Regions from separate parts of the Homo sapiens genome. Here region 2 is linked to region 1. Evidence: chromatin loops called from intact Hi-C (ENCODE). Cell type or tissue: heart right ventricle. All regions are shown on one strand. Links, peaks and the distances in the headings refer to the core of each region. The heading gives the core; the rest is flanking DNA. Region 1 holds the start of C16orf95 (chromosome 16 open reading frame 95). Region 2 holds the start of LOC124903748 (a long non-coding RNA gene).

Region 1 (14,946 bases), core at 3,117-11,116:
AACATGCTCCTCTAGGAAGAGCCGCCGCCGGTGACGCTCAGTGTCAGTTGCTCTGGGACCCTTTCACCGAGTGTGGGGTGGAATCAGAAGCGCCAGCTCACACAGCAGTGGGGCCAGAGCAGTCCCGGCTGAAGCTAGGCGCTGATGAACTTGGACTGGAAATCTTAACTTGGGCTCAGCCAGAGTGTATTGCTTATAAAACCACGACTTTTCCCTTCCCATATGAGGACTTCTAGTACCTTGAATTCGGTTCTCATATAAAAACACGAGGGTGCTGTTTTACAGAAACACAGGGAGGCTAAGCCTGGCATGCTGCGGCCACGTGGGAATAAAACTTGGGCTCTTGGGACTCACATTTCAAGCCCGGAGCCAGCTAAGGCCTCTGACGGCGCAGCCCCCATGCCCCTCACAAATGTGGGTAGAGCTGGGTCAGCATCTGGCTTCCGCATCCCCATCTGCCGTGCGCCCCTGCCTTTCCAGCCTGTGGCTCACCTTGCCCAGCCCCACGGCCTGATGCCCTGGCTGCATCTGCCTTGGCTGGGGCTCCTCTGGGCATCTGGAGTTGCTGCTTCCTGGCTCCTTACAGGATGTTTACAGAAACTGCAGGTCTGCAGAGGACAGACGGCTCTGCCCGCAGGGAGGACAGGCACCTGGTGCCCCTTCCCACACGTACCTATGCCACTGGCCCCAGGTCTGGCTGTCCTGAGCTCTCCCTGCCTGGCTCTGCTGATGAACATGCCCTTGTCAAGGAGCAGAGTCGGTGGAAAGAGGCAATGGACCTACCCAGGTTGTGAAGATGCTTCTCAGAGTGAGGCCTGAGAAGCAGCTTCCGGCCCCAGGGCCAAGCAGTAGGAACTGACAAAGCACGGAGGGTCCACCTGTGTGCACAGCCGAGCTGCAAACCCAGGGTCGTCATGTGAGAGCCCTACCCACTGCCTGAAGGGAGAAAACGGCTTGGCTCTAGGAGTCAGGCCTGCGGCGGGGCCCAGGCAGCCCCTCACTGGCTGAGACCCTTGCAGTGTTCTCGACGCTCAAGCCTTGTACGCTCGCCTCAGGGCAGGGCATCACCTCGGCACAGTTGGTGTTTGGGGCCGGGTGAGTCGTGCGCCGGGCCGCTCCATGCGTTGTGGGAGGTTGAGCAGCATCCTTTGCCCCAACAATGGATGGCAGTCCCTCCTACCTGTCAGCCAACAGGCCCAGACAAGCCAGGTGTCCCCCGGGCCACTAGGCGCTACCGGGTTGTGACCTGCATCTCCCATGCGGCAAACAGTGCTAAGCACTGGGCACGCGGCAGTGAACACTGACGGCTCTGACCCCACACAGACCACAACACATCATGTCCCGGGATACGTGCTCTTGGGGCTGCCCCGATCACAGACACATCAGGAGGCGGTGGACTCCCAGGTGCAGGGAGGGTCAGGGCTGAGGTGGAAGTGGGCAGGGGCGGTCGTGTGCTGCTTGGCTCAGGTGACACCTGGCCTGGCACCTGGTGGGTGAGGAGGGGCTAGTGAGATGCTGTGTCCTCAGCTGTCTTCCTCTCCTCCTGGGAGACACATAATTCCCAGAAACCTCAGCAGGGGCTGACTCCTCACTGGCCAGAGCCAGCCCCACGCCACCCAGGAACCAACTCTGGCCCAGGGAAAGGGGTTTCCGTGAGGCTTGAGTCTGTCGTGGCTCCCCTGCAGTTCTGGGGCTACCTTCCCCGGGCACATTCCACCCAGTTCCTGAGCAAAGCAAAGAGGCAATGGCCAGTGGGCCACCGTCTGCCATGCAGTCCAGTCGGTTTGCTCCCATGGATTGGGTGGGTGTGAAGCTTGGCGTCACCAGGAAGCTGTTGGGAGAGATGCACACCCCAGTTCCCGCACGCTGAGATGTGGCCTGGGGAGGGGGTTTGAGCATTTGTAGTTTCCAAGGCCCCCAGAGCAGCTGTCCTGTGGCTGTCATCTGCCGCCACTGCACTAAACAAAGCACCTCCGTTTCAACATCTCTGGGGAAGAGGATTCCAGAGAACACACTTCAGGAAAATGCACACTTTTACATGCCCAGCTAGCAGTCCTTTGCCCTTTAGTGAGAAAGGGTTGAGCTGTCCTTCTTTTTCCTTCCTTTTAAAAAGCATTTGGGCTGGAGCAGTGCCTCACCCCTGTAATCCCAGCATTTTGGGAGGCCGAGGCAGGGGGATCACTTGAGGTCAGGAGTTTAAGACCAGCCTGGCCAACATGGTGAAGCTCTGTCTCTACCAAAAAATACAAAAATTAGCCGAGTGTGGTGGTGCACGCCTGTAATCCCAGCTACTCGGGAGACTGAGGTGGGAGAATTGCTTAAACCTGAGAGGCAGAGGTTGCAGTCAGCCGAGATTGTGCCACTGCACTCCAGCCTGCGCGACAAAATGAGACGTTGTCTCAAAAAGATAAATAGCTGGGTGTGGTGGTGGTGGTGATGGGGGGTGCCTGTTATCCCAGCTACGTGGGAGGCTGAGGCAGGAGGATCACTTGAATCCGGGAAGCAGAGGTTGCAGTGAGTAGAGATCGCACCACTGCACTCCGGTCTGGGCGATAATGAGAGATTCCATTCCCCCACCCCCCGCCCCGAAAAAAAAGAAATTAAAAAAAATAAAAAGGGTTTGGTTAGGTTTTTGAGGTGTAAGCTATTTATAGTGAAATTTTACCGTGTGTGCAGTTCTGAGATGACAGATGGTTGTAAATAAGCACCATCAGGACATGGAGTGCTCCAGCCCCCATCAAAATCCCTTCATGCTGACGCTGCAGTCTCTGCCTCCCCAGATCTCCAGCCCCTGGCGCCCCTGATCTGCTCTCCACCCCGTAGTTCAGCCTCAACCAGAACGTCTGGGGAGTGGGCTCTCCCAGCAGGGAGTCTGTCTGCCTTTCTCCTTTGGCAGGGTGCGGCTCAGCCTTTGTGCATTATTGCTCCTCTAATAATGCACAATTATTGCTCCTCCAAGGAGCCTCATCAGACGTTTTTCCAATACCCTCGTGAAATTCTACCACCACAGACATACTGTTTGTGTACTGTGTGTATACCTGTGCTTCCTACTTCAAGAGAGGAAGACAGTTCCAGCTACTCAGGAGGAGGCAGGAGGATTGCTTGAGCCCAGGAGGTTGAGGCTGCAGTGAGCCACTATCACACCCCTGCACTCCAGCCTGGGTGACAGTGGGACACCCTGTCTCCAAAAAAAGGCAAGATGTGTTTCCCCCTACCTGCCAAGGACCAGTGTTTGCCCATCTGCAGGAAGCAGCACCTTGCTAGAATGTGGGACTTCAGCACGATGCCCTGAGATCCATCCGCGGTGTTGCCTGAATCAACCGCTCATCCCTCGGATTGCTGAGCAGGATTCACAGGGTGGAGGCACCACAATGTATCTGTGTCCCCAGAAAGAATACTTGCAGTTTCCAGTTGGACACTTTATCAATAAAATCACTATAAACATCTGTGTGATTTTTTGTGTGGACATAAGTTTTCATTCCTTTAAATACCTAAAAGTGGGACTGCTGTGTCACATGTTAAGCACATGTTGCATCAGAGGAGAAACTGCCACATTTTCCAGAGCGGATGAAGGAGTCCCCCTGTGCCACATCCTCGCCATCCCTTACGGTGTACTCAGTGTTCTTTTTTTGAGACGGGGTCTCGCTCTGTTGCCCAGGCTGGAATGCAGTGGCCTGATCTCAGCCCACTGCAACCTCTGCCTCCCGGGTTCAAGTGATTCTCCTGCCTCAGCCTCCCCAGTAGCTGGGACTACAGGCATGCACCACCATGCCCGGCTAATTTTTTGTATTTTCAGTAGAGACGGGGTTTCACCGTGTTAGTCAGGATGGCCTCGAACAACAGGAGGCGGAACTACAGGCATGACCAAGAAGGTCAGGACACAGGCGGCTGGAGCCATCCTGCGGGGGATGCCAGGAGCCAGTGCAGAACATGTCCTGAAGTTGTCCTGACTGCAGAGTGGAGTGGCTGGAACATTCACCCCACCCTGTCACTGCTGATGGCTGTCCCCACACATGGGTCAAGCAACTCTCGCAGTTGGAAGGAGCCATTAGCAGGTGAAAGTGAGGCTGTTTGCCTCAGTGGCCCACTGCTTCTCTGCCCTGTCTAGCCAGGTTGATGGTCCCCTCTGGTCTGGTGGTAGCTTCTGCTGCTCAGGTGTCAGGCCTCTCTGCAGGGCCACCACTAGCCCAGGGTGCTCCTGTGTAAGTTCACATATGGCGCTGCTTTGGAGCAGGCTAAGGCCCAGGCTGGGGTGCATGACTTGGTTAGCTGAGCACAGGATAAATGCAAGCCTCACTTGTGTTCTTGGCAAGGGACCCTTGATTAGTGAAGAAACCACACAACTGTGCCCAGGAACCCTGCTTCTGTCTGGGTATAGGCTGCCTGGGGAGGTGTGATCTGGGAGGAACCTGCAACTCTCTCCCTGGGATCAAGGAGGTTCTGTGGGTTTGGCTTGGGTACCCATTACCTTGGGTTCACAAAGATCTCATTCTGCTCCTCTTTCCCTCTACTTGGGGGCTTTGGAAACAAAAGCCTAAAACAGGCAGTGGTAGTGGCCAAACTTCCAGCCTGAAGCACACTCACGTCACAAACTGACGTGTGCTGGACTCTGTCTGGCTTTTTTTTTTTTTTTCCTTGAGACAGGGTCTGGCCCTGTCACCCGGGCTGGATGGAATCATGGCTCATTACATCCTCAACCCCCTGGGCTTAAGTGATCCTCCCACCTCAAACTCCCAAGTAGCTGGGACCACAGGCATGTGCCACCATGCCTAATTTTTAAATTTTTTGCAGAGATGAGGTCTCACTACGTTGCCAAGGCTGGTCTCAAACTCCTGGGCTCAAGAGATCTTCCCACCTTGGCCTCCCAAAGTGCTGGGATTACAGATGTGAGCTACCATGACAGTCCCTGGTTTTTGAGCACCTTTCATGCTCTTTCATATTTGATCTTCTGAAACTTCCTTGGGATTGGTTCTATGGTTATCATTATTTTAGACATAAAACTGAAGCTCAGAAAAGTTAGGCAACTTGTCTGATACCTGTCTCTGATAAGAGGCAGAGCAAGGATTGGGATCTAGGCCTTGTTACTCAGAGCACAGGGGCAGGGTGGCTGGAGTTTCCTTCACATCCCCAGCCTGTGTCATGATGGATTTGCTTTCCTGGTTTTGAACATCACACACATGGAATTGTCTGTACATTCTGGGGTCTGACTTCATTGTACACTTCATCCACATTGTTGTGGGTTGTGGTTGTGTGCCCATTTCCATTGTTGTACAGAATTTCCTCTCTGTGAACATGCCATACTTTCTTTTTAAAATCTTTTTTTCCTATGGATGGACATCTGGATCATTTCCAGTTTGGGGCCATCAGGAAGAAAGCTGCTGTGGGTAGTTTTGTTCATGTCTTCTGGTACACATAAGCTCTCATTTCTCTTGGGTGAGTTGAGGAATTAGTTGGTCATCAGGTATTCATATGTTTAGGTTTTGTAAATACTACCAGTTTGCCAATGTGGTTTTATCAATTTCATGAGCCATGTATGAGGGTTCCAGCTGTGACATCCTCGACAAACTAGGTATTGTCAGTCCTTTTAATTTTAGCCATTCTTGGGTGGGTGAGGGCAGTGAAGAGCTATTCTTGACATGGAATGACAAGACCTAGTGTGCCCGAGGTGAAGGCCTGAGCGTCCAGGGGAGCATGAGCCTGTCTTCTATGCCCTGCTGTGCTATGGCAGTGTTTCAGTGTGCTCTGGAGGAAAACAGCAGAGAAGCCGAGTGCTCCAAAGTGGGCAGAAATGAGACAGGCATAATGTGCTAGGCTAATGGTGACTCTTGGAATTTTGTCATTAGCTACAAAGAGGGCAGTGACATGATTTACACACACACACGGGGTGGGGTATCTGAAATATTAGGCAGCTAGTATGGCAGGGGCACCGTCTAATCAGCATGGATGCTGGCCAGGAGAGGACATGTGTATGTGCTGGCTGGAAACAGTCCTGCTCATAGGTCACGATCTTAATGATTAAATAACAAGGCAAGAAATCCGAGAGGGCAGTGCCTGGGAGCACCCTGTTTGCTCTGTGGCCAGAACGCAGCACACTGAAGTATTGCCCATCAGGGTAAGAGGTGCTCGTGATGGTTTGGGCAAATACAAATATTAATCCAGAGTATTTGAGTCTACATGAAAATACTGAAAAGTGAGGGAAGACCCAACCGTTTCCAAGAAATACAAATTGGAACTGGCGATAACTTAAAGAACATAATCAGAGAGGCAGAGGGCATTGGGTTTTACTAAAATATGAAGACATACGTCCTGTCTCCACGTCAGCAACTGCCCAAAGTACACGCGTTCCAGCGAAAAGAGCGGGTGGGGTGGGGAGGCTCAGGGCCAGCCAGAGCTTCGGTGCTTGCACGCCCAGGCCTCCGGGTGACGACTGCTTCCAATTCCGCGCCCTTTAAACCCCATGTTGTTAAAAAAAAAAAAAAAGAAAGAAAACCTATTTCTCTAAAAGTCACGATTCGAGCCCCACCTGAGGACGCAGCGATCCAGCGCCAACTCATTATCTGAGATAAAGGAGTGATTTTACCAGAAGCGCCTATGCAAGACGCAGGGCCCCGCGCGGGCTGCTCCCACCTCTTTCTCTCCTTGCAGGCTACCGAGACCCTGGCTGGGGCGGCCGGCGGCCCCTCCGGCCCATCCGTCGGAAATGATGAGTGGCTCCAGTGGCCGGGGTCCGCAGGACCTACCCCAGCGGGCATGGCGGGAGCCCCGCAGCCCCACACAGCCGCGCTCTGAGCCGCTGACCCCGCGTCTCTCGTGAGGGACCAATCAGCTGCCAGCTAAGGTCACATACCTAGAAGGCCAATTTTGATTGGCTGGGCGCGGGCTAGTCAGCGGGACGGGCGGGCGCGCGGGCGTTGTTGGGCTCCTCTGAGCGGTTGAGGTTGGGGCTGGGGTTGAGCTCGGGTTGGGTTCCTCCTGGGGCAGGAGGGAAAGGCGGGAGCCAGGGCGTCAGGGCCTGCGGACGATGTGTGTGTGAAAGGGCGCGTCAGCCATAAGAAGCCATATGCGTGCGAGCCGGTCCCCACCGTCCCCGCGGCGTTGTCACCATCATCATGAGGCCACTGGAGCAGCCTCAGGCGCTGCTGCCGGGGGGCCGGGCGCGGGGTGCGTCGGGCTCTGCAGGTTGGCACTCACACCCAGCGCGCAGGATGGCAGGCAAGTGAGTCCTGAATCCTGCCCGCGGCTACCCGACACCTCGCCTGTGAGTTCCCGGCCCGGCATTGCTCCATGACCTATGCACAGGCAGAACTCTTGACCGCCACCCACAGGAACCTCACTTACATTGGCTTAACAAAAACGCAACTGATGGTTCCACATAACTGAAAATGTCAGAAGTAGGCCTTCAGGCATGGATGTATCCAGGTACACATTGACCATGGTCCTGGAAGGTTTCTCTCCATCTCTCAGCTTCCTTCCTTTTTGCTGGCTTCCCTTGTGGAGGCAAGATGATCACCAGGACCTCCTGAGGTTTACATGTTATCAGATTATCAACCTCAACAAAAAGGAGATTCTTTTTTTTCCCAGCTTTCCAGGCTGGGCAGTGGTGAGTTTGGCCCACCTGAACTACAAGGACTGAGATGGCTGTGGCCCCCCCCCTCCCCACCAGGAATATAGCAGTGCTGTCATTACCAGAAGGGGCCTCGGATGCTGTGGAGGGCAGTGCCCCATCCTCTGTTTTCAAGCATTATCTGGGAGAGTTGATGCGTGAACCTATTACTCTCACAAAAATAGCAATAATAATAATGGTTATTATGACAATGAAACCCAAAAACACTTATATCGCTCTTACGGTTTCCACATACAAAGCACTTTGACCCACTACTGTCAGGGAAGCAGGGCTTTGCACCCACTGGAGACGCTTCATCCAGCCAACATTCAAGCAGTTTGTTGGGGAGTGGAACAGGGAAGAGCCACACAGGCTGTGTAACCCCAAGTGCTTTGTCATCCCAGAGACAAAGCACCCGGGTTTTTATAGTGGAAGGAGGTTCATTAATGGACAGTTTGACGATGTTTTTTCTTCAGTATTTCAGTAAGTTGAGGGTGTCTGACAGATCATCCTAGGTGATGTGATTGGCAGCTACATGTCTTGGAAAGTTCTCAGCAGGTTGGAATGCTCCTGTCTTTTCTGATGCTCCAAGCACAAGTGTAGCTGGAGTCAGCTTGAAGCTGGTTGGCTTGGGAATGCAGGATTCCATGACAGCCAGCCCCCAGGAGCCCCTAGACATTCACGCATGAGCTAGCACACGCCTGCTTCTGATGTCACCCTCTCACTCTTCTTGGGCTCAGAGGATCCCCCCATCCCCACCACCCGTGGGCTTTATTATTAAGAGTCAGTTCTGAGAAGACAGGTCCAGGCCTGTGCTCTAGCATCCCTGCCCCCTAGTTTACACAAACCCTAAGCTTTTCTGTTCTTCTCTTCTAGGAATAGCACATTTCAAACCTACAAGAAAGAAGTGTGCCTCCCCCGTCATTCGGTAAGGAAAGCAAATCCTCAGCCACTGGCCCTGACCCCAACATATCCCTGTGGGGTGAGGAGAGCAGGGAATGTGGGTCCAGAAGCTGCATCCCATGAGAGAATCCTCCAAACACAAAAGTGTGGTTGCAGGAGCTATCCCTGGGCCTCCAGAACACCTCCCAGGCCCTCACAACACCTCAGAGTTCAGGAGGCCACCTAATATACCTGCTCTGGGCATCAGCTTCTCCGTGTGCCCCTGGAGGTGATGGCAGCACCTCTCCTTCCTGCCTGAGGGTGTTGCGAAGGTCACATGGGATGGATGTGGAAGCTCTTGCACACCAGAGTGTGACAGATGGCCATAAAGGCAGCACTCATGTGCGCATAAGCTCTAGAGCTGCTTGTACATGCCCATTTTCAGAGGGGACCACGAGACTTGCTCATTGTAGCACAGCAGGAAGCAGCTGAGAATCCCAGCGCACCTGATTTGCAAGCTCCGGGGGATCCCCCTCCAAATGACCTTGGAGGCCTCAGGGCGAGCCACGGTAGCCTGCCTCTTTCCAAGCTGCAGTAGGAGCTGGGGACCCTGCCCCCGGACACCATCTTCCTGAGCACGGATCTACTGTGCTTGAGAGCCTCCTGTCTCCCTGCAAATGCAGCATCAAGCTCAGTTCTGTCATTTCTGGATCTTACTCAGATGCACCCTGGCCCCTGGGCCATCTGCTGTGAATGCCAGACCAGATTCGGGGGCCGCCTGCCTGTGTCCAGGGTGGAAGCAGCACTGCCTTACTGGGTCCCTCTGTCCCTGAGACCCCGAAAGCAGGTAGGTGACTTGAACCAGGAGGTCTTCCCCTAGGGTCCAGGGTGAATGTCAGTTGACCAGTCACCCCTCAGAATTAGAAGTATTATATGAATGGATATTTTAACATTTCAGGGAGACAGTTTGATATTATTTATTTATTTATTTTCATGTCAGATGGGTAATGTGCTGTCGTTGTAGCAAGGTCTGAGGGAGGCACACCTCACACATGTGCATGAGTACCCAGTTATCATGCTTATGAACTATAAAAGGATCTGTGATTTTTAAACAGTTTTTTCTAAAAACTAGACTTCTAGAGGTTTGATTGGCATGTGATAAACTGCACGTGTGTCAAATGTACAATGTGGTAAGTCTTGCCGTAGGTATTCCCCCCTGAACCCACCACCACCATCAAGATAATGAGCATATACACAACCCTTAATCATGTCCGTGGGCTCCTTTGTAACTTTACCCAACATTCCATACCCTGACATCCCCAGGCAACCACTGACCTGCTTTCTGTCACTGTAGATTAATTTGCATTTTTGATGATTTTATATAAATGGGGTCATAGACTTTGTACTCTTTTGTCTGGCTTCTTTCACTTGGCATAATTATTTTGAGATTCTTCTATGTGATCATGGGCATCAATAGTCATTCTTTTTATTATTGAGTAATGCTGCATTATGTGAATAGGCCACAGTTTATTCATTCGCCCAGAAGGACATTTGGGTTGTTTCTACTTCTTATGTGTTACACACAAAGCTGCTATGAACATTTGTGTACAAGGCTTTGTATGCACATATGCCGTCATTCTTCTTGGGTAAATACCAAGGAGTGGAATTCCTGAATCATATGGTAGGTGTATGTTTAACTTTAAAAAAGAAACCTGTTGACTGTTTTCCACCATTTTACATCTCTACTAGCAGTGTCTAAAGTTCCAGTTCCTCACATCGTCACCAACACTTGGTTTAGCTGATGTTTTTAATTTGAGCCATCTTAATGGGTATCTGTCTCATCGTAGTTTTCATTTGTATACCCGTGATAATTGGTGATGTCAAGGATCTCTTCATGTGCTTTTGCCATCTGCATGTCTTACTCGATGAGGCATCTGTTTGTTTTGCCCCTTTAAAAGAATTGCTTTTTTAAATTACTGAGTTTTGATAGTTCTTTATATATTCTAGATACAAATTCTAGATACAAGTTCTTGATCCGAGATTCAATTTGTAAATGTCTTTCCATGTCTTTGGCCTGCCTTTCCTTTTTTGAGACCGGGCCTCACTCTGTTGCCCAGATTGGAGTGCACAATCATGGCTCACTACAAACTTGAACTCCCTAGCTCAAGCAATCCTCCCCCCTCACCCCCCAAGTAGCTGGGACCACAGGCGTGCACCACCATACGAGGCTAATTTTGTTTATTTTTCGTGGAGATGAGGTCTCACTATGTTGCCCTGGCTAGTCTCAAACACCTGGACTCAAGTGACCCACCCGCCTCGGCCTCCCAAAGTGCTGGGATTACAGGCATGAGCTGCCACCACACCTGGCCAAGCCTCTTTTCTTAATAAATTACACTGCCTCAGCTATTCCTTTATGGCCATACAAGTGGACTGACAGTTGTTCATATATGTATGAATTTATTTCTGAACCCTCTTCTCTTCTGATCTAATTGTCTATCTTTATGCTAATACTACACTGTCTTGATTATTGTGTCTTGACTTTATAATGCCTGGAAATCAAGTAGTGTTCATTTTCAAACTTTGTTTTTCTTTTTCAGACTTGGCTTTTCTCTTTTTTTTTTTTTAATTTCCATGTGAATTTTAGAATCAGTTTGTCAGTTTCTACAAAAGTACCCTACTGGAATTTTGATTGGGACTGTGTGGGCTTTGTAGATCAGTTTGAAGAGAACTGTCTTTTGAAAAATATTGAATCTTTTGACCCATAAACATGATACATTTCTATGTTTATTTAGGTTTTCTCTAATATTTCCCATAAATATTTTGTAGCTCTTATTATATAGGCTTTACACATCTTTTGTCAGATTTACCCATAAGTATTTCATAATTTTGATGACATTGTTTTTGAATTTCAATTTATGACTTTTCATTGCTGGTATTAGAAGTACAACTGATTTTTTGTCTATTGTTCTTGTATTCTACAATATTGCTAAACCTATTTATTCTAGTAGCTCTTTTTGTGGATTCCATCAGCTATTCTATGTAGATGATTGTGTCATCTGCAAATAGAGATGGCTTTCTTTCTCCCTTTTCAATTTGGAGACTTTTATTTTTCTTGCTTGATACACTGGCTAGACCTTTCAGTACAGTGTTGAAGAGAGCAGTGAGAGGAGACATTCTTGTCCTGCTTATGAGGGATGGCATTCAGTTTTTCTTTTTCTTTTCTTTTCTTTCTTTTTTTTTTTTTTTTTTGAGATGGAGTCTCACTCTGCTGCTCAGGCTGGAGTGCAGTGGCATGATTTCGGCTCACTGCAAACTCCGTCTCCCAGGTTCAAGCGATTCTCCTGCCTCAGTCTCCCGGGTAGCTGAGATTACAGGTGCCCACCACCACTCCCGGCTAATTTTTGTATTTTTAGTAGAGATGGGGTTTCACCATGTTGGCTAGTCTGGTCTCAAACACCTGATCTCAAGTGATCCACCTGCCTTGGCCTCCCAAAATGCTGGGATTATTGGCATGAGCCACTGCTCCCGGCCTTCCTCCCGTGTCTAATAGCCTCTACCACTACGTGCAGAGCTGTAACTCCTCCTCCTGCTGTAACCTCCTCCTCATCCTGTTGCCCGAACCATGTGCCTCGTTGAACCCGCAGCTGAGAGGTGGGACCACCCTGTCTTTCCGCTGGAGAAGCTGCAGGGTCACAGTGCCAAGGGTGGGCTTTAGGGAGGGTGAGGAACTGAGGCAAGAGTGTAATTTGCAATAATTCACATACATGTGATTGCATGTACATTCTTTTTTGAAAAATGCAAATGGTAGTGTAGTGAACTCACGGTGCTGCATCTTCCTCACTTTACAGCCTGTCTCAGAGTTTATTCCGTGTCAGTCCGGACAGCTCTGTTCCATTATTCCCAAGGCTGCCTATACCCTGTTGCCCGATGTCTGTCATTTATTGTCTCTTACTGAAAGGTATTCGGGCTGTCCATTCACTCCTGACAATGGTGCAACAAATATTTCTGTGCATAGGACACTTTGCAGATGTGAAAGTATCCTCATGGGACACATTCCTGCAAGTGGAATTGCCGCATCAAAGGCTGTCTATTTTAGAACCTGATAAACTTTGTTAAGATGCCAGCAGAGCCCTCTTCATAGCTGAGAGCACTGCGGCACAGGGATGCTAAGTGTCATGCCCAAGGGCCCCAGCTGGAGACCACCAGACCAGGACAGAGCCAGGTCTCCCAATACCAACCTGTGTGCTCCGCCAGGGCACAGGTGCAGATGGTGGGTAGGGAGGCCAGGTGAGCCACGGAGGTCCCGTGTCTCCCAACAGTGGGCATGTTGTAGAGGGTAGACCACAGTCCCATATCTGGAGTGGTTGGGTGTGCTTGTGGGTGGGAACAGCTCTCCAGGGCCTGCCCTGATACTAAGACCCAGCCAGGGGATCTTCTGGGGGATGGCTCCATCAGGGAGTCATTGGGGACAGGCATGGCTCCATCCCCTTCTGAATCTTCTCCTCCCATCCTCTCTGTTAGAGTCAAAAGACGGTTCAATTTCCTATCCCCCAAACCGCCAAGATGTGCCCCTGCCTATGCCACCGCTTTGGGGGCCGCCTCCCGATGCCTAGGGACCAGGCAGTGATGCCCTACTGGGTGCCCCAGGTCCTGAGGTCTCAGCAGCAGGTAAGGAGGAGGCGCACACTGCAGTGAGAACTGAAGAGTGAGGTGGGGGCCGGGGGAAGGGGAGATGGGAGGAAGAAGGGGAAGAGGGGTACCTGGGCTCTGCTCCCACAAAGGCCTCTGCTGGTGTCCAGAGAAGATCCCCTGGCAGCTGTGGCCATGGGCTTGGGAGCACAGAGGGCAGGTGTGGCTCAGGGAGGGCTGGCTCAGGTCTCCCAGTTGGCACTGGAAGGGCAGGGCCGCGCTGCTCTCTGCAGAGGGGTGATTGTTCTGGCACCCACTGCTGCTGCTGCTGCTTTCCTCCCTCTCTTCCTCCCCCTCTGCACTCTCCCTGACCTCTCTCACCTCCCTGCCTCCTCCTTCCCACACTACCTCCCTTCCCTGGCCCAGCCCCTCCTCTGACTCTCTCCCCTGGCCCTGGCTGCATGGAGGGAGGTGGGAAGGAGGGTGCCCGGGACGGACCACCAGTAGATGGCCTGTCCTCTCTGCTCTTGCTGGCCGCCTCCACAGCGCTAGTTCTGGGCAGCGGCAGCAGGTCTCTTCCTAGCCCCCTGGGCCTCTCGCTCCCCTGCTTTCCCTGTGTCCTGGGTGGTAGACAAGGGCTTCCTTCCTTCCCCCTGACTTCCAGTTGCTGGTTTTCCATTACTGGGTGGCAGGCTGTCCTCAGAGAAAAGAGCCCGCAGACCTCATAAGGAGGAGCCCTTGGCTTTTATCTTGAGCTGGCCAGTGCCCCTCCTGGAGGTTTGGAGTCCCAATCACCAGGCCTTCCCCCTTGGAGGGTCGCCAGGCTGACTGCTTGCCTCCATTCTTGTCTTTTAGATAGTCAGGAGGCAGCAGAGTTTGAAAGGCATCCAAGGTAACTCCAGTGTGTGTGTGTCTCATATCATCCCCCTCCCCAGAAAGGTGGGGTTCGTGAGCATCATGATGGTGGGGGCAGACCTCTCATCACCAGACACCTGCCCACAGTGTGACAGTGACATGAATGTGGCTTCCCTTCCCCTGCTCAACAGCCATCCCTGGTCACCCACTGCCTTCCCCCAGTGAGCCCAGAGAAACCTCTGCTCTACAGGCAGACCCTACCCATCTGCCAGCATCGGTTCTCTGGATGAAACCAACTCCCCGCCTGGGCTTGGATGAGACCTCAAGTGGTTTTATTAAGCTCTAATCTTCTATAATTTATGACATAGTATGTGTGTGTATATATATTTATGACATAGTACATATTCCTATGTGTACCCTATTATATACTCATACATTCATATATTCATGGCATATTGTATATTCAAAACATAATAATTATGTATCTATTCATTACATAGTATGCTCATACATTCATATATTTGTGACCTAGTGTATGTACATTCACATGTTCATGATAGACATAGTATATACTCACATTCATGTATTCACAATACAATATGTATTCATGTGAGGGGCCTTGAAAAAGTTTATGGAAAATGCATATAATATGCTGGGTGCAGTGGCTCACACCTGTAGTCCCAGCACTTTGGGTAGCTGAAGAGGCTGGAATGCCCGAGCTTAGGAGTTTGAGACCAGCCTGGGCAACATAGTGAAACCTTGTCTCTACTAAAATACAAAAAATTAGCTGGGTGTGGTGGCACATGTCTGTAGTCCCAGCTACTTAGGAGGCTGAGGCATGAGAATTGCTTGAACCTGGGAGGCAGAGGTTGCAGTGAGCTGAGATCACACCATTGCACTCCAGCCTGGGCAACAGAGTGAGACTCTGTCTACAAAAAAAAAAAAAAAAAAAAAAAAAAAAGAAAAGAAAGAAAAAG
Region 2 (14,946 bases), core at 2,676-10,675, 220 kb before region 1:
AAAAAGTGTCTGTGAAACATTCAGCCCACGCGAGCTCTCAGCCACCCTTAGCTTTCACAGCTGCAATTGGGAGCATTCTTACGACTAACACAAAAAACAGAGCTAAACATGTTCTCTGGACACAAGAAAAAAAAAATGCATCAATTTCAGTGTTAAATTAATGACCACTGACCTCTATGGCTTTGCTGGACGGAGGAGAACATCAAGACCCAACAGAGGTGAGTGGCCGGCTAGGGCACCCAGTGGCAGCAGAAATGGTCCGGGAACACAGGCCTTTGGAATCTGTCCTTACCGTATCAGGGTGTGGCAGACACATTCCAGGGTGACCCTCAGGGAATCACACCCTGTGTGGTCCCCTCACCTTGAGAGTGAGCAGGGCCTGGAACGTGCTTTTGAACAACAGAAAGTGGCAAAGCGAGGGGCAGCTCCTGTGAGCACATTCCATTACGTTAACTCCATCTCAGCAGGCCGGAGTGAGGAGATCTCCTGCCAGCCTTGAGGAAGGAAATACCCACGTCGTGAAATGCCCTCGGACGGGGCCACAGAGCAGGGGACAAAGGTAGCTCCCAGGGGACAGTCAGTCATGAAAACAGGCCCTCAGCCCTACAACCACAGGAAATACATTCTGCCAACAGCCTGGATGAACGCAAAGCAGACTCTGCCCCAGTTGGGCCTGCAGATGAGAACGCAGCTCAGCAAACACCTCAAATACAGCTTTGGGAGACCCTGAGCACAGACCAGCTAAGCTGTGCCTGGATGCCTGACCCACAGAAATGACAAGATCATAAATGTGTGTGTTTTGTGTTTTGGTTTGGTTTTTTGAGACAGGGTCTTGCCCTGTCAGCCAGGCTGGAGTGCAATGGTGCAATCGTATGTCATTGCAGTCTTGACTTCCTGATCTCAAGCAATCCTCCCACCTCAGACTTCCAAATATCTGGGACCACGACCACAGGCACGCACCACCACACCCAGCTAATTATTTTTTTCTTGTAGAGACGAGAGGTCTTCCTATGTTGTGTGATTTCAAACTCCTTGGCTCAAGCCGTCCTCCTGCCTCAGCCTCCCAAAGTGCTAGGATTATAGGTGTGAGCCACCCCACCTGGCCGTGTGTTGTTTTAAGTAGTTAAATTTGTAACACAATGCAGCATAGGAAACTAATACACATAGGATCACTCTGTGTGCTCCCAAGCCAAGAGAAAACATCCCGTTCTTCCTACCAACAGCAGACACTCTGCTCCTAATCTCTCCTTTGCTCATGCACTGATTTGCCGAGCACCAAGGCTGTGCCTGTCTCATCTAGGTGCCAGGTGTTATGGTCTTCCCATTGATCTCATGGTGAGACCACCCCTGACTTCTAAACAGGCTTATGGCTGCACCCCACAGCCTCCCTCGAAGGTAGATATGGCCACATGATGAGGATGAGGATGAAAAGTGATGTGTGTACCTTCTGAGCCTCTCCCTGCACAGACTGGGGAGTCTCCCCCTCCCCTGCCCCTTCCTGCTGGCTGGAGTGCGGCCCACTCTCAGCTCTCTCTGGGAATTACCCTTAGCAGAAGAGAGCTGGCTTGCACAGAGGCACACCTACACTGGGGGGCTATAGAGGCCAAGCCCCTCACTCCCACTTGGGACAACTGTGATGGCCCGTGCCAGCCTCAGAGACCCGGCAGGAGCATCTCAGCCACCTCCTCCCTCTGTTGGTCCTGCCTCTCCCTGAGAGCATGCCCAGGTCCTTCCTGTATGCAAATCTCCATCGCAGGTCTGCTTCCCGGGACCCTGCCCTGCAGCATGTGGACAAGGACCATCCTGGGACCCTGCCCTGCAGCACGTGGACAAGGACCACACACAAGGGGAATTGTGGAATGACAAATGAGAAGGTGCCCGGGCCACACCAGCTCGACCTTGGTGTGAGAGACTAAGACAGAAATCACCTTCCACCTCTGGCAGTCTCTGCCACTCTGATTGTCTTTGTTAGAGCACCCAAACCAATACTCTCATTAATATCCCAGGTTAATGATGCATGGGTGTTCAGCGTGGATGGAGTCCCGACCATCCTGGGGCACTTATAAAAATCCCTCCACACAGAAAACTGTGCCTTTCCAGGCTGAGTCCACTCGGATAGGGAGTGCTTCCTTAGTCTGTTTTCTGTTGTTGATAACACAATACCTGAAACTGGGCAATTTATAAAGAAAGGGAATTAATTTCTTACAGTTATGGAGGCCCCAAGTGGCACAGGGCATCCCATAGTGTGGAGGCTGACTGCTCACTCAGGTCTTTCTTCTTCTTCTTATGAAGCCACCAGTCCCACTCCCGTGATAACTGACCCACTCCTGGGATAACCATTAACCCATTAACCCGTTCATCCGTGAGCCCACCAATGTTAACCCGTTCATCTGTGAGTCCACCAATGGATTCATCTACTGATGATGGCAGAGCCCTCTCGACTCAATCACTTCCTCAAGGCCTCACCTCTCAATGCTGCCACTGTAGGGATTCGATTTCAGCATGGGCTTCGGAGAGGACAAACATTCAAACCCTAGCACGTCCCTTTCTCTAATTTGCAGAAAGACACCTCATGCCCTGGCCAAGCCCCCACTTCATGGGCTCGAAGACCCACAAGGGAGAAGGCAGTGAGGGCCCCTTCCTGCCCACAGGAAGCTCGGCACAGACTTGGGAACGCAAATGAGGTTGGTCACCGCATGAACGGGTGGCCCACAAAGAGTAGGAAATCCTTATAAGGAACTTCCTACACAGCCGCGTCTTGGCTGAGAAACATGCGGCTCACACAGACCCATGCGGTGCCTGCCTGAGTGGAAGGTTCCATTTTTAGGATGATTTTCGGACCACACGCGGCAGCCCTACGTGGGAAGCGGCAGAAGGGGGCTCCAGAGGCCGTCAGGAGGCCTCAGATCGTGGAATCTGTGCCAGCACCTTCAAGGGCTCTGCTTATGGGAAAGACCTGAAACTTCGTGGATCAAACGTTGGAAACACATTACAAAGTTTATTACACCAATACACATATTTTGTGCTGAATGCACAAACAGAGAAATAAAACTTGTTGATGAGCAGAGTGCTCTCTGCAGTGCTTCTCAGCGCACCTCAAGGTCAGGAGGTGCAGTGAGGTATGTCGTGTCATTTCTGACGAAGCAGCAGCAGGGCCGCGAGCACGCAGGGGCCACCAGCTGCCTCCAGCTGCAGGGGCCCTCGGCCCTCTCCTGCCCAGTGCTACACCCCTGGAGGAAACGCGCTGGGGTCCACGCACCTGGGACTTCTTGGTCTAGCCAGGGCCTGGTTCATGGAAGCGCTGAGTAAATGGGTGATAATTTGCTCATGGATTGTCCCTAAGCCAGGGCAGCTCCCTATCTGAACCAGTTTTAACAGAATCCATTGGAAATGTGTGTTGAATAACCTCAGGGCCCCTGCCGGATCCCTGGATCCCTTTTTACCATTTTTGTGCTCTCCAAAGCTTTGGAGTGTTTATACCTCCAACAGCCAGCACCAGCAGCTGCTTAAAGCAGTGGTTCCCAAACTTCTTGGCACCAGGGACTGGTTTCATGGAAGACAATTTTTCCATGGACCAGGCAGGGTGAATGGTTTCAGGACGATTCAACTTATTACACTTACCGTTCACTTTATTTCTATTATTATTACATTGTAATATCTAATGAAATAATTATACAACTCACTATAACGTAGAATCAGTGGGAGCCCTGAGCTTGCTTTCCTGCAACTGGACAATCCCATCTAGGGGTGATGGGAGACAGTGACAGATCATCTGACACGAGTTTCTCATAAGGAGTGCACAACCTGGATTCCTCGAATGACAGTTCACAATAGGGTTCGCGTTCCTAGGAGAATCTAATGCTGCAGCTGATCTGACAGGAGGGGGAGCTCAGGCCGTAATACCAGCGATGGGGAGCAGCTGTAAATACAGAGGAAGCTTCACTCACTCACCTGCTACTCATCTCCTGCTGTGCAACCGAGTTCCTAACAGGCCATGAACCAGTACCAGCCATATTTCAAAGGCTCAAAAGCCACAAGGGACTAGTGGTCACCATATCGGACAATGCAGATCTAGAACATTCCATCAGTGCAGGAAGCTTTATTGGGCAACTCTGGTCTGGAGTGTAAGCTTCATACGGGAAGGGATGCGTGTCCGTGCTGGTCACTGCCGTGTGACAGATCATCGTGTATTAGAATCTCATAAGGAGTGTGCAACCTAGATCCCTTGCATATGCAGCTCACGATACGGTCCACGCTTCTATGAGAATCTAATGCTGCGGCTGATCTGACAGGAGGCGGATCTCAGGTGTTAACGTGAGCCGTGGGCAGCAGCTGTAAATACAGGTGAAGCTTTGCTCACTCACCTGCTGCTCACCTTCTGCCGTGGCCCGGGGGTTGGAGACCTCTGGTTTAGAGGGTGGCCTGTGGGCTCTCTGAAGCCGCTTCACCCTCATGCACGGAAATGCCTGGGAATTTATACCTCCCTAGACCACGCTTAACCAAAGACAGGTGGGTTCTGGGTGGGTGTATGAAGACCTCAGCTCCCTGGTCTCAGGCTGGGACATCCCTGGGTGTGATTGACCCTCCACAGTTCCCCTGTGGGGTCGGGCATGCCCCGCCCACCCCAGTTCCTTCAGGCTGCAGAAGGACTGTGCCCACATAGCACCCTGCCCAGCTTCCTTCCTTTTCCAGTCCAGCTTCCCACCCCCAACCTGTGTCCCCAGGGAGTACTCCCTGAATAGTCGCTGCAAACACATCCTCATCCTAGGGGCTGCGTCTGGGCAACTGCTCCTAGGGAAAAGGTCTGGTTACGCAAGCAGATTCCTTGGCACACCGACCCACAGGAGGGAACCCATGCTGTGCCGCCGTAAAAGAAAAAAAAATAAAGAAGCGGCGAATTTGGTGACAGCTTTGGAAAATAGTATTTAGTGAGAAAAGCAAGGTGCGGAAGCCTGGGCTGTGGTATCTTTATTTTCTGAGCGGGGAAAGATAAAAGTGGACCGTATCTTGTATTTGCTGCCTCCCTAAAGAAAACAAGCCGGAAATACAAGAAGCCAATGAAAGCGGACACATAGGGCGCCAGAGCGGGGTAAGGGTTCCCAGGCTCTCTGTATGTTTGGATTATTGAGTCATGTGGATTTGCACAGATCCCAAAACCAAAACACAGATCCCTAGGCCCCGCCGTCTGGGAGTCTGACGCAGCTGCTCTGCGGTGAGGAGACAGAGGCTGTGTTCCCGAGAGGTTCCAAGGGGGACAGTTGCACCGCCAGTCTTGCGGACGTTGTTCTAGATGATTTCTTTGAGTGGTCTGAAACAAAGCCGAACCACTCACCAGCAGCGCTGTCTTCCTGGATGCAGCCAGCCCTGCTGGAAACGGGTGGGAAGGCTGTCTTCTTCACTCCCGGGGGCCTCTGAAGGTGGGCGTGAGTCAGGGGCTCCTGGGAGAAATCGACCGCCCTTGCCGGCCTCCACGGGCCCTGGAAAGCCTGAGAGCCTGGCGCTCCTGCCACATCCCCATTGCCATGGCAACGGCAGACACAATGGTTTCTGTGGAGTTCGGATCTATAAATAATTTCTAGATTAGTCTTGGCGAGGTGGATGGGGTGGGCACCGAGGGGAGGTTCCTGGTGGCCGGCGGGACGGGCCACTGTCCACAGGCCATGCCAGGCCTGGGGCAGCGAGGTCACAGCCTCCTGGGTCAGATGCTGTGCCCTGGCCAGTCGGCAGGAGTGGCCTCGGCAGGCTCCGCAGCAGTTTCTGCCCCAGAGACCATGCGTGGGACAGTTCCATCTCATCTGTGAGTCCCGGACATGTGTGGACCCAGGTTGGCTGCACAGGACCCAGGGTGGCTGGGTAGAGGGCTGTAAAAAAATCCCTGCTGCTGATCTGGGGACTGAGGGAGGCTCAGGGGTGGGAGTTGATCACCACCGTTTCTAGGCACTCACGAGGGCCCTGTTCAGTGTCTCGGCGTTGCTGGGTAGACCCTGGTGGGGTGACAACAGGATCTGAGTGTTTGGACTCCATTCTCTCTGCTTCCTCTGTCCACGTTTTAGGGATGCCCTATTCAATGAGCCCTCTCTCTCTCTTCCTTTTTTTTTTTTTCTTTTTCTAGCAGTGTTTCCAGGGAAGGGCTCATATTCCCCACACTAGGGGCTGAGAGGGTGGATGCTTCTGGGTAAATCATTTGAAAATCAAGCAGATCCAACACCTTTGCTGTCTCTGATTAGAGTGAGCTCGCTGGGAGGGGCCCCCAAAGGGCCCCTGAATGGCTACGTGCTGCATGGCGTTAGGAGTGAGGGGCATGACCCTGACACCGGGAGGGCAGGCGTGTGAGCAAGTGCAGCCTACGGGGAGGCAATTTAACCACAGCCCCGGCACTGACAACGGCAAATCCTCTTGCGCAGCAGTTCTCCTCCGAGGATTCTTCCTGAGTGAGGCACTGGCATAGGGGCACAAAGGCATATATGTGCCAAAGGCATGACCCACGCCATGCGTTGATTACAGCAGAGACTGAGAGCAGCCTCATGCCTGTTGGTGGAGAGGAGTGGAGAAGGACAGCCTACTCCCCATGCACTGAGAGCTCTTGTGCAGTCAGCAAAAAGCGTGGTGGCTCCATCCATGTGGACACAGAACAGCTTTCAAGAGAAATAAGAAGGGCTGGAAGTGGCAGCTCACGCCTGTAATTCCAGCACTTTGGGAGGCTGAGGCGGGCAGATCACCTGAGGTCAGGAGTTAGAGACAAGCCCAGCCAACGTGACAAAACCCTGTCTCTACTAAAAATACAAAAATTAGCTGGGTGTGGTGATGGGCACCTGTAATCCCAGCTACTTGGGTGGCTGAGACACGAGAATTGCTTGAACCCGGGAGGTGGAGGTTTGCAGTGAGCCGAGCTTGTGCCACTGCACTCCAGCCTGGAAGGCAGAACAAGACTCTGTCTCAAAAACAAAAAAAAAAAAAAGAGACAGAGAGAGAAATAAGAAGAACCAGAGGCACCCAGCGCATGGGCTGCTACTGTCTGTGTAGGAGGCCGAGTAATGTATCACACATGCACACCTAAGTGTGCATACACATATGTGTGCACGAGCACATATGCACACACATAGCTAGAAAAAGGGGCTCTGGGACCCTGAAGATTTGGGGTGGAAGGAAGCTTACTTTTCAGGACATCCTTTCCTGTACTGTTTGGTTGTGGTTGTTTAACCATTTGTGTATGTTAATTTTTCAATTAAAAATAGTTGAGCAAGGTGTGGTAGCATGCACCTGTCATCCTAGCTACTCAAGAAGCTGAGGTGGGAGGACTGCTTGAGCCCAGGGGCTTGGGTCTAGCCTGGGCAACATAGCCAGACCCCATCTCCAAAAAGAGTTTTAAAAATAGGTGAGTGGAAGTTTGGAGAAGAAGGAAGGAAGAGGAAAGGAGGCAGGAGGAAGAGAGAGAAAGGTGTACCCCGCACCGCGGAGGCAGCAGGTCCTCACCTGAATCTGTCTCCCCGTTTCCCAGCTGCGTGGCTGTGGACAAGTCACTCGGCCTCCCTGCGACACCACTTTCCTGCCTGTGAAATGGACTCACGGATAAACCAATCTCACCAAGTTGTTGCCAGGATCAAATAAGTCAAAAATGAGAAAGGATTTAGGAAACTGCAACGGGCATTTTCCCTTGAAAATGGCCCCTGGCTCTTGCACACGCACGTGTGCCAAACAGCTCAGATAATGATTTTCATTTATTCTAATCCTCAGGCTGCCTGAGCTGGGCTTCAGGGGTACGCTGTGGGAAGATCTGAGCACACAGGCCCCGCCGGGGTTCAGATCTGGAGACCCAGCAAGGGCTAATAAAACACAAACTAAATATTCCTCTGGCCTCCCCCACGGAGTGTTTTTCTCTGATTCCGGATCGGCCCTTGGGCTGTTAGAAAACATCTTCTGGGGACAAAGGGCAAGCGGTGAATTTGTGTCCCCTACAGAGAGGAGGGCTGGAGTTGTGGTTCTCTAAGAAGCCACGTGAACCAGAAGCAGCTCTCAGGGGCGGCGGCGTCTGCCCTCAGCCACGCTGGAGTCCACCCCAACTGGCAAGTGGAGAAAAGGAAGGAAAAAATGAGTCAAAAGGAATGGGAAACTGTGTTGCTCACATTTATGAAATGAATGTAGGTCTCCAACATATGCTCTGGCCTGGAGCATTGCTGTCTCTGCGTTAGTAGCTGGGCATGGCTGTGTTGACAGTGGCGGAGGAGAACTCACAGCAGTGGTGAACGTCAAATGTCAAATGTCATTAGAAACCAAGAAGGGGGCAGATTTAAAAAGAAAAAAAGCAGGGAATGCATTCCACCTTTAAACAGAAGGCTTGGGCAGGGTATGAAGCTCGAATCTCATACTTCAAAATGTTTTTGCATCTTGAGGAAACCGTACAGGAACTTGACTGTGAGGAGCTATAGGGCTGCCTGGTCATTTGGATGTGGCCATGTTCACATAAACACTCAGTGCTCGTCAGCTGGAGTTTTGGATTCAGGGAGATGGAAACAATTTAGACTTGGGGGTGTTTGAGGTCAGCGGTTATAAGTGAGTCTCAGGGTTTTTCCCACAGTTGATGAAAACAGTTTCTTTGACATCAAAAATACATATCTATTTTGAAACAGGGTCTTGCTCTGTCCCCCAGGCTGGAGTGCAGAGGTGCAATCATTACTTACTGGCATCTCCAACTTCTGGGCTCAAGGGATCCTCCTGCCTCAGCCTCCTGAGTAGCTGGGACCACAGGCGCATACCATTTCCCCTGGCTTATTTTTAAATTTTTTGTAGAGATGGGATCTCACTCTGTTGCCCAGGCTGGAATGCAGTGGCATTTTCTCAGCTCACTGCAGCCTCTGCGTCTGGGTTCAAGCAATTCTCCTGTCTCAGCCTCCCAAGTAGCTGGGATTACAGGTGTGTGCCACCACATCCAATTTTTTTTTTTTTTTTTTGCATTTTTAGTAGAGACAGGGTTTCACCATGTTGGCCAGGCTGGTCTGAAACTTCTGACCTCAAGTGATCCACCCGCCTTGGCCTCCCAAAGTGCTGGGATCACAGGTGTGACCCACCGTGCCTGGCCTCTATATATTTTTAATGTAGCCATTGGGCTCCTTCACCAGGGCTGATCCAGTTAATCTGGGACGAGGCTCAGGAAGCTCCATTTTAAGAGTAACACAAGTGACGGGGATGCATGCCAATGTCAGAGAACCCCAGGCTGGAATAGGGGGACCCCAAACCCCAAAGGGCATGCAGGACAATCCTCTGGAAGTGTGGGAGAAAGCTATTATGACTTCAGCTTCAATTTATCTCATCCTTTTACATTTTCTCTTTTCTCATTTTATAATGTGCATGAAAGTCAGCTGCAGAGCCCAAATGTATGTTTTATAAATAATGATGATAAAAACCAACCCCTGCACTGCCGCTGTGCCACAGCCCTGTTCTAAGCCTTGTAAGCATATTCACTCATTTACTCCTCAGGACTCTGGGAGATATTATTACCCTCTGCTATGAATTGTGTGCCCCTAAAATTCATATGTTGAAGCCCTCACCCCCAGTATGACTGTTTGGAATAAGGAAGTGATTAAAGTTTGCCGAGGCCGTGAGGGCAAGACCCAGATAAGGTAGGGATTAGTATCTGTATTAGCATGTTATCACACTGTTATAAAGAAATATCCAAGACTGGGTAATTTATAAAGGAAAGAGGTTTAATTGACTCACAGTTCCACATGGTTGTGGATGCCTCAGGAAACTTACAATCACGGAGGAAGGCGAAGAGGAAGCAAGGATCTTCTTCACAAGGCGGTAGGAGAGAGAAGAGCAAGAGAGAGCAGGGAAAACTGCCTTATAAAACCACCAGATCTCGTGAGAACTCCCACTGTCACAAGAACAACACGCGGGAAACCACCCACATGATCCAATCACGTCCCACCCAGTCCCTCCCTCAACACTTGGGGATTAAATTCAAGATGAGATTTGGGTGAGGACACGGAGCCAAGCCATATCGGTATCCTTGAGGCAGGAGAATAGCGTCTGGAGGCAGGGAACCTAAGGCTCTTTCACGCTGATTTCCTAGAACTAAATTGAAAGGAGAGCCCTAACTTTCCACATCTAAATAACAAAAGGACCAGAGGCTACCCCTTTGCAAACCCCTACCTTTTCTGCCAGGCAGATGGGAAATTGAAAGTACCTCTGATTGATCGCTTTTTGCAACCAATCAGACGTTTGTATTGGAATGTAACTTTGTAACTTCACTTCAGCCTCTGATTGTGTGCTTTCCACAACCAATCAGATGTTTGCATAGGAGTGTGAGCTTTGTAACTTCACTTGACCAATCAGACCGATTGCAGGCCGCCACTTCATTTACATGGGGTGAACACCAAGTGGCCACTGGGAAACCTCTAGGGGGTATTTGGACCCGAGAAGATACAGTATCTGGGGCCCTTGAGCCCCTATGCCGGGGCTTACTTTCACCCTGTGGAGTGTACTTTCATTTTCAATAAATCTTTGCTCTTGTTGCTTCATTCCTTTCTTGATTTGTTTGCACATTTTGTCCATTTATTTGTTCAAGATGCCAAGAACCTGGACACTTTCCACCGGTAACATTCTCATCAGAGGGACATCAGAGCACATTCTCTCTCTCTCTCTCTCCCTCCCTCCCTCTATGCCACGTAAGGACCTAGGAAAAGGTGGCCAACTACAAGGCAGAAGAAAGCTTCATCAGAACCTGACCCTGTTGGCTCCCTGATCTTGGACTTCCGTCTCTGGAACTGTGAAGTCTAAACCACTCAGTCTATGGCATCTGTGTTATGGCAGCAGGAGCTGAGACATCCTGCATCGTGCAGATGAGGAAACAGAGGTGCAGAGAGGTGAAGCAGATTGGCCGAGGTAGAACAATGAGAAGGCAGGAGAGCTGGGATTTGAATTGAGGTAGTTTGGCTGCCGGTCCAGGCTTTTAATCATGTATTTGGGGCATGCTCCTTTAAAACTAGCAAACAAAAACTCCTAGAGGAATGTGTTTGAAGAAGTCTGGAAACGCCTGGGTTGGAAGGAAAGGGTGTGAGAGTCTATGGTAGACAGAATAGTGACCCCCAAAGATGTCCATATCTTAACCCCCAGAACTTGTGGATATCTACCTTGCCAAGAAAATTACCAAGTAATTTACCTTACTTGGCCGAAGAAACTTTGCAGATGTGGTTTACAAATCTTGAGCTCGGGGGGCTGGTTATCTGGGATTATCCTGGTGGCCCCAATGTCATCACAGGGATCCTGGTGACAGGGAGGCAGAAGTCAGCAAGGAGAGAAGATGCCATCCTGCTGGCTTGGAAGACAGAGGAGGGGCCATGAGCCAAGGAATGCAGGCAGCCTCTAGGAACTGCAGAAGGCAAGCAGACAGATTCTCCCCTGGAGTGTCCAGAAGGAGCAGGCCCGTTTCAGACTTCAGAACTCCTGAACTTTAAGATAATAAATGTGTCCTGTTTTAAGCCACTAGTTTGTGGTAATTTGTTGCAACAATGATAGGGGAAAAATGCAGATTTGGAGGGCAGATGACTAGGGGGATGATGTGGTTGGGGGGAAAGTGATTCTCGGTTTGGAGCTGAAGTAAGGTGGCCTGTATACAGGTTCCTTTGTAATGTGACTTAGCAAATCTGCAAAGGGCTTTGTGATATTGTGATATAATAAGAAATATATATTTGGTCTCCATCCTGGTTCCGGACACAGAGCTCCTAAAATCCTCAGAATTCCCTGAGCAATAAGGGTGGGAAGATCATCTTCGGTTATTCATAATGACAACTCTCTTCGTCCGTTTGTGTTGCCGTAAAGGAATACTTGAGGCTGGATAATTTATATAGAAAAGAGGTTTATTTGGCTCACAGTTCTGCAGGCTGTATGGGAAGCAGGGCACCAGCATCTGCATCTGGTGAGGACCTCGGGAAGCATCCACTCAGGGCAGAAGGTGAAAAGGAGCAGGTGTCATGTGGAGAGGAGAGAGGCAAGCGGGGGAAGCTGCCAGGCTTTTTAAACTATCAGTTCTCTCAGGAACTGCTAGAGCGAGAGCTCTCGAGAACTCACTCATTACTGCATGGACGGCACCAAGACATTCATGAGGCATCCACCCCCATGACCCAAACACCCCCCAACCAGGCTCCAGTCCCAACACTGGGGTCAAAGTTCAATATGAGATTTGGAGGGGACAAATATCCAAACCATTATTAGTAACTACATCTGAGTTTACGCTAATGAGGTGACTCTTGGAGGATGGGGGCTGGTTGCCAGAGGAGGGTTAGAACTTCAGTCCCCCTGCTCCCCAACCCCAACCTCCAGGGAGGGGAGAGGGGCTGGAGATCGACTTAATCCTCAATGGCTGATGATGTCATCAATCATACCTGTCTAATGAGGTCTCCAAAACACCTGTCAATGACTGGAAGGGGGTTTCAAAGAGCTTCTGGGTGGGGTTAGTGAACACATCAAGGTGCAGGGAGGGCAGTGCACCTGGAGAGGGCATGGAAGCTCTGCACCCCTCCTGCGCCTCCCCTACTTACCCCGTCTATTCCACCCCGTCCATCCCACCCTGTCCATGACTTGGCTGTTCCTGAGTCATATCCTTTGTAATAAACCAGTAAAAATAAGCAAAGTGTTTCCCTGAGTTCTGTAAGTCATTCTTGCCAACTTTTTGTTTGTTTGTTTGAGGCAAAGTCTTGCTCTGTCACCCAGGCTGGAGTGCAGTGGCTCCATCTTGGCTCACTGCAGCCTCTGCCTCCCAGGTTCAAGCAATTCTCCTGCCTCAGTCTCCTGAGTAGCTGGCACAACAGGCATGCACCACCATGCCTGGCTAATTTTTGTATTTTTAGTAGAGATGGGGTTTCACCATGTTGGCCAGGCTGATCTTAAACTCCTGACCTCATGTGATCTGCCTGTTTCAGCCTCTCAAAGTGCTGGAATTACAGGCATGAGCCACTGTGCCCAGTTTTGCCAATTATTGAATCTGAGGAGGGGGTCATGGGAACCCCTAAATCAGCTATAAATCATAGCTGATCAGTCTGGAGGGAGGCCCAGACTCTCAGTTGGCATCTGAAGTGGAGGCCGTCCTGTGGGACTGAGTCCCTAAATCATGGGATCTGATGCTAACTCCAGGTAGTGTTGGAACTGAGTTGAACTGTAAGACACCCAACTATTTCAGAAAGTTGGAAGATTTGTTGGTGTGGGGAACCCCTACGCTGCCATTTGTTGTCAGAAGCAAAATGTTGCATATAGAAGAAATATTTTTTCCTTTCTAAGCTTTGACAAATATATAGAATGTGGCAAAAGCAATGTTGTGTGACTTCAGAACCTCAGTCCCAAGAGAACATGCTGTTACCACTCTCAGCCTTGATGGAATGCTGTGAAGATATCCAGGCTGCCTATGGGAGGATGAGCGGCCATGTGGAGCAGAGGAGCTCTATCTGAGCAGAGCCAGCAACCAGCATGACCACCAGGCCTGTGAGAGAAGCTTCTTAGACCATGCAGCTCCATTAGCCACCAGATGACTGCAGCCACACAGGTGATCCCAAGTGAGACCAGCAGAAGAACCACCCAGCAGAGCCCAACCCAAACTGTCCTGCCTAAGGATACATATATGATAGAGCTGGATCCCATTGCTTCAGAAACAGAGGTGGGTGAACACCTGACAGATTACCTTCTAGCTTTTTCTCCTCTCATCACTTTCCTCACCTCCTACCAATTGCAGTAACAGCAAAAGCAGTGAACATTGGTTCAACATCAGTTATCCTCACACCTTGGACACGGTCAGTTGTATTATCATTTTACAGATAAGGAAACTGGAGCCAAGAGAGCTTAATGGACCTGCCCAAGATCACTCGGCAGGCAAGCAGAGGGAGTGGGATCAGGACCCCATTTTATCTAATGCCCGAGTCACCATTATTGTGGCTTTTGCTATCATGCTGCATTCACTCATTCATTCAAGACCAATTTATGGAGTCTTTTATATCTGGTGCTTGGGATGGAAAGATGAACAAGAGAGACGTGGTCCCTTTGTCAATAGCTATCTAATGAAGAATCACAAATCATGATCATCACTGGGCTTTGTGTTGGCTTCAGTGATGAATTTAGGGTGCCTGTGAAAGTGGCCATTTGTTCCAAGTATAAATTATGACTGTGTTCAGCTGTGAGTCACAGGAGCCCTCTTCCAGTGGCTTATACAGCTAAGGGTGGAATTTTTCACATAAGAAGACTGAAGAGGGAGGCCAAGGTGGGTGGATCACCTGAGGTCGGGAGTTTGAGACCAATCTGACCAACATGGAGAAAGCCCGTCTCTACTAAAAATACAAAATTAGCCTGGCATGGTGTCACATGCCTGTAATCCCAGCTACTCTGGAGGCTGAGGCAGGAGAATCACTTGAACCTGGGAGGCAGAGGTTGCAGTGAACTGAGATTGCACCATTGCACTCCAGCCTGGGCAACAAGAGCAAAACTCCATTTCAAAAAAAAAAAATGACTGAAGATAAGCAGTCCAGGGCCGATGCTGCAGGTCATGAAGTCATATGTACAGTTGGTGTGCCTCACCCCTGTCATGGGATCAATGGCCCCAGGGCAAGAAGGGGCTTGGTTTGTCAGCTTCAGCTAGGCACAAACTCCAGATGAACTGCTTTAGTCACTTGCCCAGCCCCGGACCAACCACTGTGGCTGGAGAGGTGGTGTATGGTGTCTGGCCCAGCCTGGGTCATAGGTATCCTCTACTGGAAAGAGAATGGGGTTTGTCATCAAATGAGGGGAAGTGGAGAGGAATGGCAGGCTGTGTTTCCCAACATGGTTGCAATGATCTCTCTCTTCCTACAAACTCTTCTTACCATGGAATTTTTGCAAAAACTGGGGTCTAGGTTTCTGTCCCTTGAATCCTGGTGGACTTGGGACAATGGTCAGAGTGATGTCTAAGGCTGGGTTGTAAAAGATAAG

Evidence for each region. Hi-C counts contacts between places; a loop is a spot of excess contacts. Peaks named below come from ENCODE experiments on the same cell type or tissue, not always from the same donor. Only the 100,000 strongest peaks of a DNase experiment are listed, where the experiment ranks them.
Region 2: a loop joins it to region 1, with 8 times the contacts of the local background. A loop is called at or near these places in 6 of 110 quality-filtered maps.

What each region holds. Positions count from the first base shown.
Region 1 is chr16:87,309,357-87,324,302 of GRCh38, reverse strand. C16orf95 (chromosome 16 open reading frame 95) reads left to right here and starts at 6,911. Exons shown (of 7, transcript NM_001195124.3): 1 at 6,911-7,212; 2 at 8,480-8,531; 3 at 9,207-9,332; 4 at 13,007-13,153; 5 at 13,970-14,006. The coding sequence starts at 7,061. It overlaps C16orf95-DT (C16orf95 divergent transcript), which reads right to left and starts at 6,794. Exons shown (of 2, transcript NR_135180.1): 1 at 6,581-6,794; 2 at 6,260-6,446. LOC124903787 (small nucleolar RNA U13) reads right to left here and starts at 9,583; the gene lies at 9,480-9,583. RefSeq lists enhancers at 6,884-7,333, 8,590-9,090. In heart right ventricle, for the core only: CTCF peaks have their summits at 7,116 and 7,316; DNase peaks (open chromatin) are centred at 6,862 and 7,262; H3K4me3 peaks cover 1,985 bases; H3K27ac peaks cover 1,805 bases.
Region 2 is chr16:87,531,879-87,546,824 of GRCh38, reverse strand. LOC124903748 (a long non-coding RNA gene) reads right to left here and starts at 7,923. Exons shown (of 2, transcript XR_007065170.1): 1 at 7,474-7,923; 2 at 4,952-5,562. RefSeq lists enhancers at 3,996-4,496, 4,497-4,997 and a silencer at 6,605-6,836. In heart right ventricle, for the core only: no CTCF peak of the experiment used is centred there; no DNase peak of the experiment used is centred there; H3K4me3 peaks cover 1,293 bases; H3K27ac peaks cover 1,264 bases; H3K27me3 peaks cover 2,246 bases.